Regions from separate parts of the Mus musculus genome. Here region 2 is linked to region 1. The links are chromatin loops, found by intact Hi-C in ENCODE. Cell type or tissue: heart. All regions are shown on one strand.

Region 1 (8,000 bases):
TGCATCTGATGGACCCTGTTGTCAAAACTGCAAGGTGGGTATGGACCTGGGACTAGCCCCCGCCACCGAGCTAACCTGCCAGGTGCCAGGCTCAAAGACTCATCCTGAGCTCTGACCCTGAGCTCCTGGCTGACCCTGCCCAGTACCTACTTTGATGCTCACTACCCTCCACAGTTGCACCCAGCTGGTTGGCTGTGCCGCCCTCCCACAGACGATTGTGATCTGCCTGAGTTCTGCCCAGGAGATAGCTCTCAGTGCCCGTCTGACATCAGACTTGGGGACGGTGAGCCTTGTGCTAGTGGAGAGGCTGTGTGTATGCATGGGCGCTGTGCCTCCTATGCCCGGCAGTGCCAGTCACTTTGGGGACCCGGGGCCCAGCCTGCTGCGCCACTTTGCCTCCAAACAGCCAACACTCGGGGTAATGCCTTTGGGAGCTGTGGGCGCAGCCCTGGTGGTAGCTACATGCCTTGTGCCCCTAGGTAAGTGGGGAAAAATGGGCTTTTCCTGAGTTTGTGGGCACCTTGGCGCTTCTTCTACCAACCCTTCTGGCCTTTCTCCCTACCCCCAGAGATGTCATGTGTGGGCAACTGCAGTGCCAGTGGGGTAGGAGCCAGCCTCTGTTGGGCTCAGTCCAAGATCGGCTCTCGGAGGTCCTGGAAGCCAACGGGACACAGTTAAACTGCAGCTGGGTGGACCTGGACCTGGGCAATGATGTGGCCCAGCCTCTTCTGGCTCTGCCTGGCACTGCCTGTGGTCCTGGCCTGGTGAGTAGCCTGGGCGATTGAGAATGGGTGGGAAGCAGCCTCTGACCCATAACAAGCCAGATTCTTCAGGCCAAACAGTCTTGTTTCCCCACCCAGCTTCGGTTTCACGTCTGTAAAGGGGAGCCTCACAGTCCTGCAGGCCCCAGTCCCTCTAAGGCTTTGAGAATGTGATCTTTGCTCTTCTCTCTACGGAGCAGGTGTGCATCGGCCACCGATGCCAGCCCGTGGATCTCCTGGGAGCACAGGAATGTCGAAGAAAATGCCACGGCCATGGGGTGAGCTGGTGTGGAAGAGATGAAGGGGGAAAGCGAGCCCACTGAAGGGAAAAGTCTGGACTTGGAAGCAGACAGACCTCGGTTCCCGTCTTTGCCACTTCCCAGGATATTTTATTAGCCTTCTTGGGCTGTTTCCTCTTCCAAGTGGACATAATAATGGTACCCATATCCTGGAGGGCCTGAAAGTGGCTAACTAGTGACCAGCATATTAAAGGTATTAACTTAGTCGGGCGGGGGTGGCACACGCCTTTAATCCCAGCACTTGGGAGGCAGAGACAGGCGGCTCTCTGAGTTTGAGGCCAGCCTGGTCTACAGAGTGAGTTCCAGGACAGCCAGGGCTACACAGAGAAACCCTATCTCAAAAGACAAAAACAAAAACAACAACAAAAGCATTAGCTTGCTGGCATTTCCCCTGGCACGGATAAAGACTCCCCCTCTCCAGGACTGCCTGTCTACCCATCCTCCGAAGCATTCCTGACAGTCTGAGAAGCTTTAGGGGATAAAAAAGAATTCTTGAAAAGCCGGCAGTGGTGGTACATGCCTTTAGTCCCAGCACTTGGGAGGTAGAGGCAGGTGGATTTCCGAGTTTGAAGGCAGCCTGCTCTCTAGAACGAATTCTAGGAAAGTCAGGGATACACAGATAAATCCTGTCTTGAAAAACTAAAGCAAAATAAAACAAAAAGGAAAGCCATACACAGGGAAGTGGTCCTATCTGACAGACGCCCTCATTGCTTGCCTTTTGTCCTTCTAGGTCTGTGACAGCAGCGGGCACTGCCGCTGTGAAGAGGGCTGGGCACCTCCAGACTGCATGACCCAGCTCAAAGGTAGCTAGAGGATGGGCCCGGGGTATTGGGAAGCTCTGACCATCTCCTCTCTCCTTCGTCCCCTTCCTGACCCCTTTACTCTCTGTCCCTTGACTCTGTGACTCCTGAAGGTGTCTCTGGTTCCTCAGCACCTCACTTCCTCCCTATCCCTGCTCCTCTCTCAGGAGAGAGTTCTTAGCCAGACCCACCCTCAGTTTGGACCTCTCTCCATAGCAACCAGCTCCCTGACCACAGGCCTGCTCCTCAGCCTCCTGTTGTTATTGGTCCTCGTACTACTTGGTGCCAGCTACTGGCACCGTGCCCGCCTGCATCAGCGGCTCTGCCAGCTTAAGGGATCCAGCTGCCAATATAGGTATGAACATCCTGTCCCTGCTGCTGTTTCCTTCAGTCAGGGACAGTCCTGGAGCCCTGATTCTAAAGGCCCCAAGACATTCAGTCCTTACCCCTTGCTTCTAAGTTCCAACTCTCAGATCCTGAGTTTCCTGACTACCATTCCTACACACCTACCTGTCATCTCTGTGTATTTCCCTTAACTTCACCCCCAGATACAAGGGCCACTTCTCTCAGGACCCCAAGGCAGGGGAAAGGTAGCCTTCTTCCAGGATGCTCAAGCACACACAACTACCCTCCAAGGGCCAAAGGGTTCAATTCTCCCAGATCAGCAGGTAGGTGGCTAGTCCCATTTTTTTCTTTGGCTTTCTTCATACTCAGGGCACCCCAATCCTGTCCTCCTGAACGACCAGGACCTCCACAGCGGGCACAGCAGATGACAGGCACTAAGGTAAGCCCTGGATGCCAGAGGAAAGAGGAGTCCACATTACTTGTTAACTCGGGCCTTAGAGGTAGCACTAAGGGTTCAAGACTCAGAAAGACTTGGAGTACTCAGTCAATCCAAGGACTCAGGACCAGTAAGTAGCAGGCAGAGAAACAAGGACAGCCAGAGTGGGTGAGCCAGTCACCACCAGAAGGCTCTGCTGAGCTCTTTCAGCTGGCCCAATCAGTGGCTTTGAGAGATGGTTCTATCCATGCCCTTCACAGCGACCAGAGCCATGGGATAATGGGGCCTTGTGCAAAAGGACCTTCCGTGTGCTAAGATCTGATAAGGCCCAGGACATCATGTGTGAAAGGATGCCAAGTGCCCAGGGCCTAAGCCCTCTACCTTTAATGGCAAGAGGGTGTGTATGGAGTCAGCCTGCATGTCCCCTCCAGCACATGCCACTCCCCGCATGCAGCTCAGTGACCTCACTGCCTCTGGGGCCCTGCTGCCCTCTCTGAACACTAACCCCTTTCTGCCCACATCTGTCTGTTTCCTCTTGCCTACTCTGCCTGTCTGCTCCTCCTGCCTTCTCAGCAAGCTAGTGTGGTCAGCTTTCCAGTGCCCCCCTCCAGGCCGCTGCCACCTAACCCCGTGCCCAAGAAACTCCAGGTAAATCTGGGCTGGGCCTTGCCCTGGCTCAGGACAGGTGGGAGGTGTGGTGCCCAATCGCAGTTCTCATCCCTGCTTCCCCCCAGTGGTGTTCTTCATTAGGAGACCAGGGTGCCCCCTCAGCCTTCAAAGTCCCAGATGCAGCAAAGGGTGAGCCTCCCGCCATGGTCTCTACTACCACCTGGTGGTCTATAGTAGGACTGCAGCCATCCAGGGACTCCGTGATCGATCTGCACCTTCCTTCCCCGGGGCTCTGCGCATGCTCCCGTTTTCCTCTGGACACTCCCACCCCCACCCTCGGCTGAGTTTGCATGTCGACCCCTGGGTAGTGTCTGCACGCTCACTACCTTGGACCATGCTTTCCAAGCCACTGCTCCTCTCTTTGTTCAGGCTGCGCTGGCTGACCGATCCAATCCCCCCACTCGCCCTCTGCCCGCTGACCCTGTGGTGAGGCGCCCAAAGGTAACAGTGAGGGGGAACAGGACATTGCCTCTCCTACCTAGAGCAATGGTGGCAATGGGAGACAGGTTGCCTCCCTCTGTGCCTGACGGCATGTATCCCAGTGGCACCTTTGGTAGTGACAGGTTTGTTTGGAGACAAAAGTGACCACTAGCACGGCTCTTAGAACCCCTACATTGTGGGTGAGAAACATGACCTCTTTCCAAACTGGCCTTCTTTCTCAGTCTCAGGGGCCTACCAAACCCCCACCCCCAAGAAAGCCACTGCCTGCCAACCCACAGGGCCAGCACCCACCAGGTGACCTGCCTGGCCCAGGAGATGGAAGCTTGCCGCTGGTGGTGCCCTCCAGGTAGGTGAAGAGGGTGTTGCTGAGGTTAAGTGACTTGCTGCCAGCGAGGCATCTAGGCAGGAGTTCTGACCATTTTCCTTCTTGGCTTTTCTAAACTCCAGGCCAGCTCCACCACCCCCTGCAGCATCTTCGCTCTACCTCTGACCTCTGGAGATTTGGCTGCCTCCTTCTCAAGCTCTAAGACTCAAAGAAATGGAACCTCTGCCCCAAACACTAGAGAAGCAGGAGAACAGACAATCTGGTGTCCAGCCCTAAAGAACCACCAGGCGCTGTTAAGCAATACCTGGGGACGCACTAAAATAGCTGCAGCGGGATGCTGGGGAGGGGCCGAAGCCGGGGCTGGAGTAGGTGGCGGAAGGACATGGACACTGTCTATCTCTGCTCTGTTGTAATAAATGTGAGATCTTGGAATGTGTCTGCTCCTGGAAGCTGGGTAGTTCCTGCTGTTTGCAGGTCTGGCCACTAGGAGACGCTGCTGGGTCAAACCAGGGCCTGTAGAATAGGATCACTTCCCAGAAAGGGTCAACAAGAATGTGTCACTTAGGATGCCTCTGGCTTGCTTCTGCCCAGTCTGGGTCCGATGGCCTCTGGACTCCCAAGTTCTCCCCAGCAATGCTGCTCAGCCCCCACCACAGCTAGAGACAAATGACCTAAGTCGTCAGACCTGCATCCCCACCCTCTGACCAGTGGCTGGGAAAATGGATCTAACTGGTGTTCTCAGAGCCCTGAGCCTGGGTGGAGCAGGGCAGCGGCTGCTTGGATTCCAAGGCTTCACACCTGCCTCCTCCACTTCCCTGCCCCCACCTGAAGGTTCCAGAACAAAGGTGCTTTGTGCTTTGTACTGATTGCTACCACCTCATCATTTAGACCTCAGGACTGAGGACTCCTGGGAGAGAGGTGTGTGCGGATAAGGGGCAGGCTGTGTCCCACAATGGTCACCCAGCACGATGCTCTAGAGGAATGTCAGGGGTGTCCCCAGAGCCACTTCAGTCCTTCCCCTTGTACCATCTGCGTGTGCAAAGCAAAAGAACAATGCATGGAAGGTAATTCTGCTTCAGCCTCCAAAAGTATCTGGGGTATCAGGTGCTGGCCATCATGTGTGTGTGTGTGTGTGTGTGTGTGTGTGTGTGTGTGCGCGCGCGCGCGCGCGCACGGCACCTATGTACACACTTTCCTACCCCCAAATAGGAACTTGCTGTGTGCTGACTAGAATGCTGGATTCTTCTATGGGTGTACTTCATGTGCCATCCAGCTCTGACCTCCCAGACTTCAATGAGGCTTTCTACCTTGAACCAATGAAGACACAAAGGACAAGATCTAAACATAAACCGAACCGGCCCTCTTAGGTGGTGCTGCATGAACCCCGTGGCTGTAATCCCAGCACTGGAGAGGATAGAGCAGGAGGATCATTGCCAGTCTGAGGCCAGCCTGGCTTATAATAGAAGTTCCAAGCCAGCCAGACTTTAGTGTTAAGACCCTGTTTTAAACAAAATAAAGTACAACATAGGATTTGAAAGAAGACAGCCTTGGTAAAGTGCTTACCTGAGTTTGGATAACCAGCACCCGTGTAAAAAGCCCTAAGTTTAGTGGTTTATTTCTGTAACCCCTCCGTGGGTGGGAGGGGTGAGGTGGGGCTAGGAAACAGGAGCACCCCCTCCTACCCCGACCCCAAGCTTACAGGACTGCAAGCCAAGCCAATCAGGGTTCAGTGAGAGACCCTGTCTCAAAAAATAAGGTGGAGAAGGAATAGAAGCGCCGACACGTACACACACATAGAAAACCAAAACCCTCAAGCATTAAGTCCTTAGTGGAATATCCACCATGCCACCCTCTTCCAGCACAGTGAGATAACAAAGGGACGCTTTGGCTAACCTGGAGCGCTCGGGGCACAGGAAGCACAAAGGGTTAACAAGAGTTGGCGCTGAGTAGAGAGGCGGAGACAAGTTTTCATTGGTGGAAAGTTACCCAGGGCTGTGGTCTAGGAGCCTCCACACCCCTCCTCCGTTCCGTACCCCCCACCCCCCTCCACTTTTGTACCTTTCTCGCCGGGACAGAGAAGTGGGCCGGGACCAGCCGGGCCAGACCAGACTGGACCCCAGGGGCGATGCGGCTGCTGCCCCTGCTGCGGACTGTGCTCTGGGCCGCGCTGCTCGGCTCGCGCCTGCCGGGGTGCTCCAGCCTCCGCCACCCAATCTACTGGAACTCCTCTAACCCCAGGTAGCACGGCCGAGCGAGGCGAGAGCCGAGCTGGGCCCGCGCGCTCCCAGGCTGTGCGCGCGCCCGCTGCTCGCCTTTTTGCAAGGCGCTGTCTGAGCCCTGCCCAGCCGCGCGATGGGGCTCCTTTGTTTGAGCCGGCGGGGGAGGGGCGAGGCGTGCCCGGGGGTCCCCCCCCGCCCGAACGTGTGTGTGGGGGCGAGCGGACCACCCTAGTCCTGAGGGTGGTCGGTTGGAGTCTGAGAGCAGGGAGCTGAGGGGGCCTGGGCCCCGTATTCCGGGTCCCGCCCCCCTTTTCTAGGGAGCCCAAACCTCCGGCGGGGCAGGAGCTGGGGTGGACCGCTGAGAACCAGGGAGGGATTTTTACCCAAGTGAAAGAACGTTGAGTTCCTCTCTGGTTCTGAGAGCCTCTCGGGCCCCTGGATATCTCTGCTTCCATCTTGATCTTATTTCTGTCCAATCCTGGCCCTGTTCTTCCATCTGATTCACCTGTGGGCCAGTCATTTGACCTTGCTCACCTCAGTTATGTCATCTACAAAATGGGCTAATAATACCCAGTACCCTGGGAAGCAAGTGGACTGACTGAGGTCAGGCTTGTGGAAAGGAGTGCCGCTGTACAGATTTCAATGCTTATTTCTTCCCCTCTGCTGAGCTGGCTGCCTTTGAACCTCGGTATTTTTTGCTGTTTGCATCCTGCTTCCCATTCCTCCCTGCCTCTCTGCCTTCCCCATCTGTTTTCCTTTCTGATTTTCTACTTCAGACAATCTGTGGCTCTGTTCATTTATTCACTAACATTTGATAAGCACATACTCTGTGTGTGTGTCAAGACCAGTGCTGAGCTGCTGGGCTTTACCAATGAAACCCTGCCCCGTGGGAGGCCACAGCCCCCCAGGGAGGGCAGGCCTAAAGATAGTCATTCCAATACCAATACCGGGTGATAAGCGCTATTGTCCTGGACTCTGACTTCTTCTATCTCAGTTCCAGACCAGTCCCTCAGCCCCCAGCTCTTGTGTTTCTAGTTCATTCACCAAATTCACAAGTATTTCCTGAGCTCTGGCTTGGCAGGGGGTGTTTCTCCACACCCAGTGTGATGAAGCATACAAAGATCCTATCTCCCCTCTGTTCCTGGTTCCTTCTCTGGCTAGTGGTCAGAGCCTAGCCCAGGAATCCTTCTAATCAAGAGTCGACACAGCAGGTGGTTCTTGGCCACCCACTGAAGGATGTTTAGAGGCCTTTTCTAAATCATGCTTTGTTGTGTGCGTGCCTGTGTTGGACTCATTCGGTATGTGGTGCTTGGGGGGTGGCCTGTCCGGCCCTTCTCGCCTGTCCTGGCCCCTTCGGGCTGCTTCTGAGAGGAGAGGAAGAGAATCTTGATTGTGTGGAGGGGACTGTCTTGATAATGAGCATCTACTTGTCTGCTTAAGAAAGGAAGCTGGACTGTGTGTGGTGGCCTGTAAATCCCAGTCTTTGGAAGGCTGAGGTCACACATAGGGCTCACAGCCAGAGGACCCTCCATCAGCCCCTGCACTCACTCACACATACCCACATACACATTCACGCATAGCTTAAAAAAATGATAAAATGAATGAAGACTGAGGTAAAGCAGGAAGATAGTGAGTTCAAGGCCAGCCTGGGCCATATAGTAAAATCTGTAAAAAGTGAAAAAGCGCCCACCTACTCATTTTCTTT
Region 2 (8,000 bases), 350 kb before region 1:
GGTTTCTCTGTGTAGCCCTGGCTGTCCTGGAATTCACTTTGTAGACCAGGCTGGCCTCAGAAATCCACCTGCCTCTGCCTCCCAAGTGCTGGGATTAAAGGCATGCACCACCACCGCCCGGCGCCTCTCTAAAATCTTGTGAGTGAGTGTTGTCCAATTACCTCTTGGGTGGGAATTCTGAGGCTAAAAGTGCCACCACACTAGGAGCGGCTAGCATCTCCCAGGAGCCAGTGGCCCTGCACAGCCATACCATACTAGAAAACACACACCCTCAGCATGTTCTGGAAGATAACTTTCCAGGTTACAAGGGCACTGTGGCCTAAACATCATGACTTGGTCTTCTTGTGTGAGACACCTGGGATAATAACCAGCTTTTCTTTGCTCACACAGGGGCAAGAGCCAAAGATGATGGTGACTTAATATACTGCGGTGGCCCAAGTTTCTTCAGAAGTGCTCCTGATGCAGGCGGGATGGAGTTTTGTCAGCCCCTCATCTGCTACTTGTTTCCTGTGTTCTTCTGTGGTCGTTACCTAGCACCTGACTCACAGTCTCTCCAACTGGGCCCTGCTCAAGGTCTTGAGCTAGACATGAAACATGAGCCCTCAGTCATCTGGTCCTTTCTCCCGGATTTCACTAGGATTGGAGACTCCTCCCACACAGACTGAGTGTCTGAGAAATGCGAATAAGTTCCTCCTTTCCCGCTCCACTTACCACCTGCAGCTTGAGTGTGCGTCTCCATTACAGTAAAGCAGGTAGCCGAATTTCCGGGCTCCCAAGCTTCCATTTTTGGTGCCAAGCAAATAAAATGCAAGTGATTCTGTTACCCTGAGTAGCTGATGCAAAGAAGCCCCTATGGTTAGGGTTGCCCAGCTGGAGGCTTTGGCATCCCAGTCAAAGCAGGCATCAGTAATGGTCATCAAGCAGAGGTGCCTATCCATGGTCAGGATATCCTGTTTGCTGGGATCCCCCATGGTCACCAGAGAGTGAAAGAAAAGTAGTTTCTGCCAGTTTGACTAGGAGAGAAGGTCTAAAGGAAGCCTTCATGCCCTGTGAGAGACCTATCTTATGGGTTGGCCAGGCAGCACGGGACAGTAGGCTCTGCCTCTCCAACACACACACACCCGTGGACATGGACGTCCTTGTGAGACTCCTGAGAAGTCTTCACTCATCATTGATGTGCACTACTCCCCTCTCCTCCCCTTTCTCCCTCCTCTTTCACATCCCTCCTCCCATCCTAGTTTCTGGCTTTGTGGCTAGTTTCAGGCTGCTCTAACGCTTGTGATCATCTGCTCTCAGCTCCCTAAGAGTTGGAGTACATGTATGTCCCACCAAACAACACTTTATTGTCCTTTTCTTTAAAAAAAATGTAGTGTGTGTGTGTGTGTGTGTGTGTGTGTGTGTGTGTGAGAGAGAGAGAGAGAGAGAGAGAGAGAGAGAGAGAAAGAAAGAGAGATAGGTGTGTGGTGTGTGGTGTGTGTGTGTGGTGTGTGTATGTGTGTGTGCTTATGCCATATTCTAATCTTTCTCCCTCATGATAGAGTGCTTGTTTATCACACATAAAGTCTTAGGTTTTATCTCCAACACTGTATAATCTGGGTGTGGTGGCACTCACCTATACTTACCACTCTGAAAATGAAAGCAAGAAAGTCAACATTCAGGGGCAGGCCCAAAAGATGGCTCAGTGGTTAAAGGGACTTGCCACCAAGGTTGATGATCTGAGTTCAGTCCCCAAGACCCACAGGAGAGAACGGGTTCTTACCACATGTGCAAGCACACACACCACTCACAAAAGTTCTGATGGTTTGAATGAGAATGGCCTCTATAGGCTTATACATTGAATATGTAGTTCTCGATTGAAACTGTTTGGGAAGGATTAGGGGGTGTGGCCTTATTAAAGGAAGTGTATCCCTGGAAGTTGACTTTAAGGTTCCCAGTACTCTTGTGGATCAAGATGTGAGTTCTCAGTTGCTCCTTGTTTTGCCCTCAGGGACTTTAACTTCCTTCCTTCCTTCCTTCCTTCCTTCCTTCCTTCCTTCCTCCCTCCCTCCCTCCCTCCCTCCCTCCCTCTCTCTCTCTCTCTCTCTCTCTTTCTTTCTTTCTTTTTTTGAGACAGGGTTTCTCTGTATAGCACTGGCTGTCCTGGAACTCACTCTGTAGACCAGGCTGGCCTCGAACTCAGAAATCCACCTGCCTCTGCCTCCCAAGTGCTGGGATTACAGGCGTGCGTCACCACTGCCTGGCTGGACTTTAACTTTCTGAGGCTGCAAGCCAAATTAAAAGGTTTCTTAATAGGTTGCCTTGGTCTTTGTGTGTTATCACAGCAAGAGAAAAGTAACTAAGACACATGTAAAGTTCATACATTGGAAACAGCAGCAGGCGTGGCCACCATGCCCAGTTATGTGTTTGTGTGTGTGCGCTGTGTGTGTGTTGAATAGATAAATGTCACATGTATAGACAGGTGTACTCACATGTAATGCCCAGAAGTTGACATCTGGATAATTTCTCCAAACACTTCTGGGCCTCTATTTATCAATTTGGGGGCAGTCTCTCACTGAACTTTGCCATTTTGGATAGAATGGCCATCAAACCCCCAGGATCTGCCTGTTTCTAACTCCCAAATCTACATCACAGGCAGCATAACCAGACCTGGCTTTTATTTGGATGCTGGAGATTTGAACTCAGGCTTGTGCAATAAACATTTTACCCATTGAGCCAACTCCTTGACTCCTGGCTTAAAATATCCTATTCTTCATCAAGATTTCTATTTTATCTGCATCTATTTAGGTTCATATTTCTTATTTTATTCAGTGAGTTTTATTATGTTACTGTATTATTTGTTTTGATGTTTTAATTGAAGATTTGTCCCTGAGAAAGCCTCCACACTAGCCTCCCTCTTCACACACACACACACACACACACACACACACACACACACACACACCTTCAGTTCTACAAAGGGACACTTTATTCTACAAGCTAGAAGTATTCCCTATATCTTTCTGACGTGCTCCAATTATTAACCAATGTCTAAAAACCTTTATGAAAGGCTGAATTAGCTGTATATAGAATTTGGCTAATTGCATTTGCTCAGAGTGGTATTTTCTGTTAAAGCGAAGTATCCTGAGAGAATGTTAAATCACAAGGCAGGAGAGGATATAAATGAAAATGCTGATTTATCAATGGGAGCTCTTGGAGTGTCTGGTCTATCAGGAGAAATGAAGCCATCCCATGTTTTCCCCTCTAGGAGATTATAATTAGAAGCTGAGCCTTTGCACAGCATTTTAAAGTTACTCTTAATTTTCAGCTTCTCATTAAAATGTATATTTGTTGTCTGGGAAGACTTATTAATAGTTCTGCAAACTCTCTGCTGCTTGTTAGGAACAGATTGTATATGTAAATAGGCTTTTCAGGCGCTTGAGAGCAAACACCTCCCTCGTCGGGGCTGTACACTTGGAGAATACTAACCAGGGGGCATTGTGCAGCGCCGGTCCCTCCGGGGGCATCGTGCAGCGCCCGTTCCTCCGGAGGCATCGAGCAGCGCCGGTCCCTCCGGGGGCATCGTGCAGCACCCGTTCCTCCAGTTCTTTGCCAGCACCTTGAGGGCGGCTCCTTCAGCAGCATCACCTCTAAATCTGCCTGAAGCCATCAGGGACGACTGCTCCTAGAAACCCAGGAAATGCTGGCTTGGGTGGAGCCCGTGGTCCCGCAGGCACTTCCCTTCTGTCCACCGGATGGCAGCATTGAGTCAGGGCTGCAGCCTGGCAAGGACTGGCTCTGGGAAGATAGAAAGACCAGGTTTCTTCCTGAGAGAACCAGGTTCCTGTGTTCTCCTAGGCAAGCCTCTAAAACCACATAGAGTGAGGTTTGCCCACCCCACCTTCGCTGCGCCGGGTAAACAATGACAGCATTGTGGTGTATTCGGTGTCGATTTCCTTGAGAATCCGAGGATACATCTCAGATAGGCTTTCAAGGTTCAGACTTAGAAGGTGCAATTGGGCAAGCAGGCTGAATTCCCTAGCTCAGTTCATGTAGAAGCCATTGAATGTAAAGGATTAATGGCGTTATTTAATGAGAGGCTAGGGGTACTTCTCAGGAAGAGAATGCCTGCCAAGCATTGCAAAAGCAAGACATACCCTACAAACACTCAGGAGAATAGAAGAAAAAACTGTTGGGTGTCTGTCTGCTTTGCCTTTACCCTAAGCCTAACCGTGAGCTAGCATCAGAACTTCATGGAAGGACTCCTTAAAGCACAGATTGCTGGCTCCATCCCCAAAGCTCTTCACTCAGTAGACTTAGGCTAGGGTCAGCTTATTAGCATTTTAACAAGTTTTCTGGTGATGTTGATGCAGCTGGACCAGGGAATTGGTCCATTTAATCACATTTAATCCTCAGCAGCCCTTTGATATAAGCATTGTCCTTTTGCAGATAAGAAGCAAAAATACTTGAGGCTAGGGATGTAGTCTAATGGAAGAGCTAGACAAATTCCCTTCACAGGCTAAAATATGTGCCTTGTTGGTCTGACTCCCAAAACCTCCCTCCGTGTACTGCACATGTACTTTGGCGGTTCCTCTGAGTGCCATGGTTTCCAAACACATAAACATGGGACAGATATCGGTTCTGACAGTTGGAGACTTTAAGAGTTTAGCACTTTATCTTTGGAGTCGCTCAGGGTGAAAGCTACGAAGGTGCCGAGCAGGCGTGGCAGACTTGCTTCTGTGTGCAGGATGCAGCTGTTTGCGCTGTCTACTGAAATGTCTTTGGAAATGAAGTGTTGATACTGTTCAGTATTTCGGCCCCCAAACCCTAACCGTGGATCTGGAAGACGGTGTGAAAATGAGGCAGAAGGAAGAAACTACAGAATCTGTGAGCTTACCCATGGAGGGGACACAGTTTGCCTGTGGAAATGAGCAACTAAAATTGGGTGGCCTTTCCCTAGCGGGGATTTGACATAATAATGACTCTTCCACAGAGCCCTGTGTCATCTGGGCTGGACTGAGCAGAGGCTCAGTGTTTGCTCTCCAGGTGACTGATGCTTTCTTCCATCAATTCCCCAACTCTAGATCCACAATCAAACCTGAGCTCTCAGAGGCAATATTTGGAAATAGTATTTGTGAAGACAGGGTGGGGGTGGGAAAAAGACATGGAAAATAGAATGGAGGGGGAGGTGGAAAGAGGGATGGAGGGAAGGAGGGAGGGAGGGATGAATGGAGGGAGGGAGAGAAAGAGGGAGGAAGGGAGGGAAGGCAGGCAAAGGCAACTTTTAAAAGGGCTTATTTTGGCTCTGAATTCCAAGAGGACACAGTCCATGGTGACAGCAAAGTGTGGCAAAAGGAGCATCAGGAAACGGCCACAGTGCATCTATAGTCAGAAAGTGTGAACCAGGAAGAGCCATGGATCCTGGTTTGAGCAGGTAACAGCACAGTACATCTTGATGGGGGGTGGGGGGAGGGGCGAGGGCCAGGATGCAGGGACGCCTGTTCATCCCATGGTAAACTTGTTCTTCCTTGCTTAGGGTGAGCGTGCTCATCTCACTTTCTCCTTCTTTGGGACCCTACCCAGGAGATGACGACATCCACATTGAAGGCGAGACTTTCCACCTCAACGAACCAGAATCTAAACATTCCCTCACAGACATGTCCAGAGATCAGTTTTCATGGTGATCCTAAATCCTACCAAGTTGATGACAAGACTGGCATCACAGTGTCCAAACACCTGGAAGAGAGAAGTGTCTACCCGGCAGGGATTGAGAATAAAGCATATGGCCGGGTGTGGTGGCGCATGCCTTTAATCCCAGCACTCGGGAGGCAGAGGCAAGCGGATTTCTGAGTTCGAGGGCAGCTTGGTCTACAAAGTGAGTTCCAGGATAGCCAGGGCTATACAGAGAAACCCTGTCTCGAAAAACCAAGAGAGAGAGAGAGAGAGAGAGAGAGAGAGAGAGAGAGAGAGAGAGAGAAGGGGAGGGGAGGGGAGGGGAGGGGAGGGGAGGGGAGGGGAGGGGAGGGGAGGGGAGGGGAGGGGAGGGGAGGGGAGAGGAGAGGAGAGGAGAGGAGAGGAGAGGAGAGAAGAGAAGAGAAGAGAAAAGAGAGAGAATAAGGCGAATAAGGCGTGTGGAGATTGTGCTCCGCTCTGCTCCAGGGAGCCTGGACCTGAAGGGCACCACTTAGCCCCGCCCACTCCCACCCTCCATCACCTCCCCCTCCAGCTCCAGCTCATTGGGAGGTCGAGGGCAAAGCCTGGGATTTCTAGTCCCTTTACCCTCCCTCATACTGTGTACTTGCCAGAGCTTCCAGGAGGGGAAGTGGGTAGGACTTTCGAGAGGATAATGTGATAAGAGAAGGACAAGAAACTGTAAAGATTGCATCAGGCGTGTGGCTGGTTTTGAGTCACACCTACAGAAGAGCTGAGATAATGCAGACAAAGTGAAGGGTCATGTTGACTCACAGTCTCAGAGGTTTCCTTTTGGAGGCTTGTTCCTGCTACTCCTGTCTTGCTCTGTAGAAGGTCTGCTCGCCTCATGGGAGTTGGGGAACAAAGAAAGACAGGCAGGCTGGGGTCCCAATGTCTCTTTTTATGCCCTGCCAATAGCTTTACTTTCTACTACTAGGCACATGTTCTGAAGGTCCCACTGTCTCCCCTCAGTGACACAGGTACAGACAGGGCCTTCAAACTTATGGATCTTTGGGGGATACTCCAGACCTTCTAGACCCAAAGTAGTATACTAGAAAGCAAAACTAACACTTAAGAGGTGAGACCTCCTGGTCTGGAGGCTGGGCCAGTGGCCTTGACCCCTACTTTGTCATTCTTCCCAGCAGCCAGCTCACACCAGGTCTCTCAAGTAGAGCACACTGGGGCTGCTTGGGACAAGGTCTGAGGGCTCCAGTTCCAGCCCAGGGGAGGCCACCACTACTCCCACTGTTAGAAGAACTTACTTCTGTACCCCAGAGGGTGTGTCCCCTTTGTTAATTCCATTCTGCTGATGTTGGTGCTTAACCTCCACCATTAACCCACATCTAGTGGTGTAATCATTCAAACATCTCTCATGACTCCATGGCAGACACAGTATAACACTTGATCAACACTTGGGAAAGCCCCACACAGAAATTCCAACATCCACTAAAGAGGGACCTGCAAAAAAAAAACCATCAACAATGGCACTTTCTTGACTGATCTATATGTTTACTGTCTGCTATGGACTGAGTGTTTGTCTACTAGACTCTTAAGTTGGTGCTCTAACCCTTTTTGGAGATGGGCTATCTCTTGAACCCCCCCCCCCCCCAGACTTCAGAGCTCTGAGAATGGGTCTACAGTATGCCTGTTATAGCACCATTTTCCTAGTTACTTTAAAAGTGAATACTATATTAAAACATATGTGATGTGTGTGTGTGTGTGTGTGTGTGTGTGTGTGTGTGTGTGTGTGTGTGTGAATTTATAAAATGAGCTCCTAACCATCTTCTTAGTTTTTAAAATAAGGATGATAAGGGGCTGCAAGATGGCTCAGTGGATCCAAGTTCAGTTCCCAGCACCCACAGGGTAGCTCACAACTGACTATGACTCCAGCTGCAGGGGATCAAACATCTCTGGCCTTTGAGGGCACCTGCCACATGCACACACATCCTCAGACAGACACAACACGAATAATAATAATAAATAAAGTATAAAAAATAAAGTAAATTTGCTAATATTCTCTTCATAGGAGTCTCTGGGAACAGAGGTGTTAGTGTGGTTCATGGGACAGGTATAGACCCCAGGAATAAGAAACAGGAGAAGAAAGACAGAGGGCCCATCAAGTAACAGCCTTCCAAGGTTCTGTGAGCTGCTCTGAGTTCAGCCAATGTCTACTGAGGGTCTACTAGATGATGCTTATTGGTGTCTATGGTACAAAGATGTCCAAGACACGGGTCCTACCTTCTACAGAGTATTAACTGACCCACCCAAAAGATGGGGTCCATTATGACTCAACACAGGTGGAGACTCAGCATGGCTTATTAGAATGGACATAG

What was found. A loop is a pair of places that touch in the nucleus more often than their neighbours do. Peaks named below come from ENCODE experiments on the same cell type or tissue, not always from the same donor. Only the 100,000 strongest peaks of a DNase experiment are listed, where the experiment ranks them.
Region 2: a loop joins it to region 1, with 2.1 times the contacts of the local background. A loop is called at or near these places in 7 of 42 quality-filtered maps.

What each region holds. Positions count from the first base shown.
Region 1 is chr3:89,336,152-89,344,151 of GRCm38, reverse strand. Efna4 (ephrin A4) reads left to right here and starts at 6,124. Exons shown (of 4, transcript NM_007910.2): 1 at 6,124-6,314. The coding sequence starts at 6,202. It overlaps Adam15 (a disintegrin and metallopeptidase domain 15 (metargidin)), which reads left to right. Exons shown (of 23, transcript NM_001037722.3): 13 at 1-34; 14 at 175-479; 15 at 569-764; 16 at 962-1,039; 17 at 1,791-1,863; 18 at 2,077-2,215; 19 at 2,575-2,644; 20 at 3,215-3,289; 21 at 3,680-3,751; 22 at 3,973-4,097; 23 at 4,199-4,512. The coding sequence ends at 4,241. In heart, CTCF peaks have their summits at 3,480 (motif pointing left) and 4,563 (motif pointing right); DNase peaks (open chromatin) are centred at 3,341, 4,471, 6,231, 6,371 and 2 weaker places; H3K4me3 peaks cover 4,123 bases; H3K27ac peaks cover 3,187 bases; H3K27me3 peaks cover 427 bases.
Region 2 is chr3:89,684,593-89,692,592 of GRCm38, reverse strand. No RefSeq gene overlaps it. Among named protein-coding and RNA genes, the nearest start is that of Adar, 42 kb to the left of the region's middle. In heart, a CTCF peak has its summit at 3,728 (motif pointing right); a DNase peak (open chromatin) is centred at 3,722; H3K4me3 peaks cover 487 bases; H3K27ac peaks cover 458 bases; H3K27me3 peaks cover 531 bases.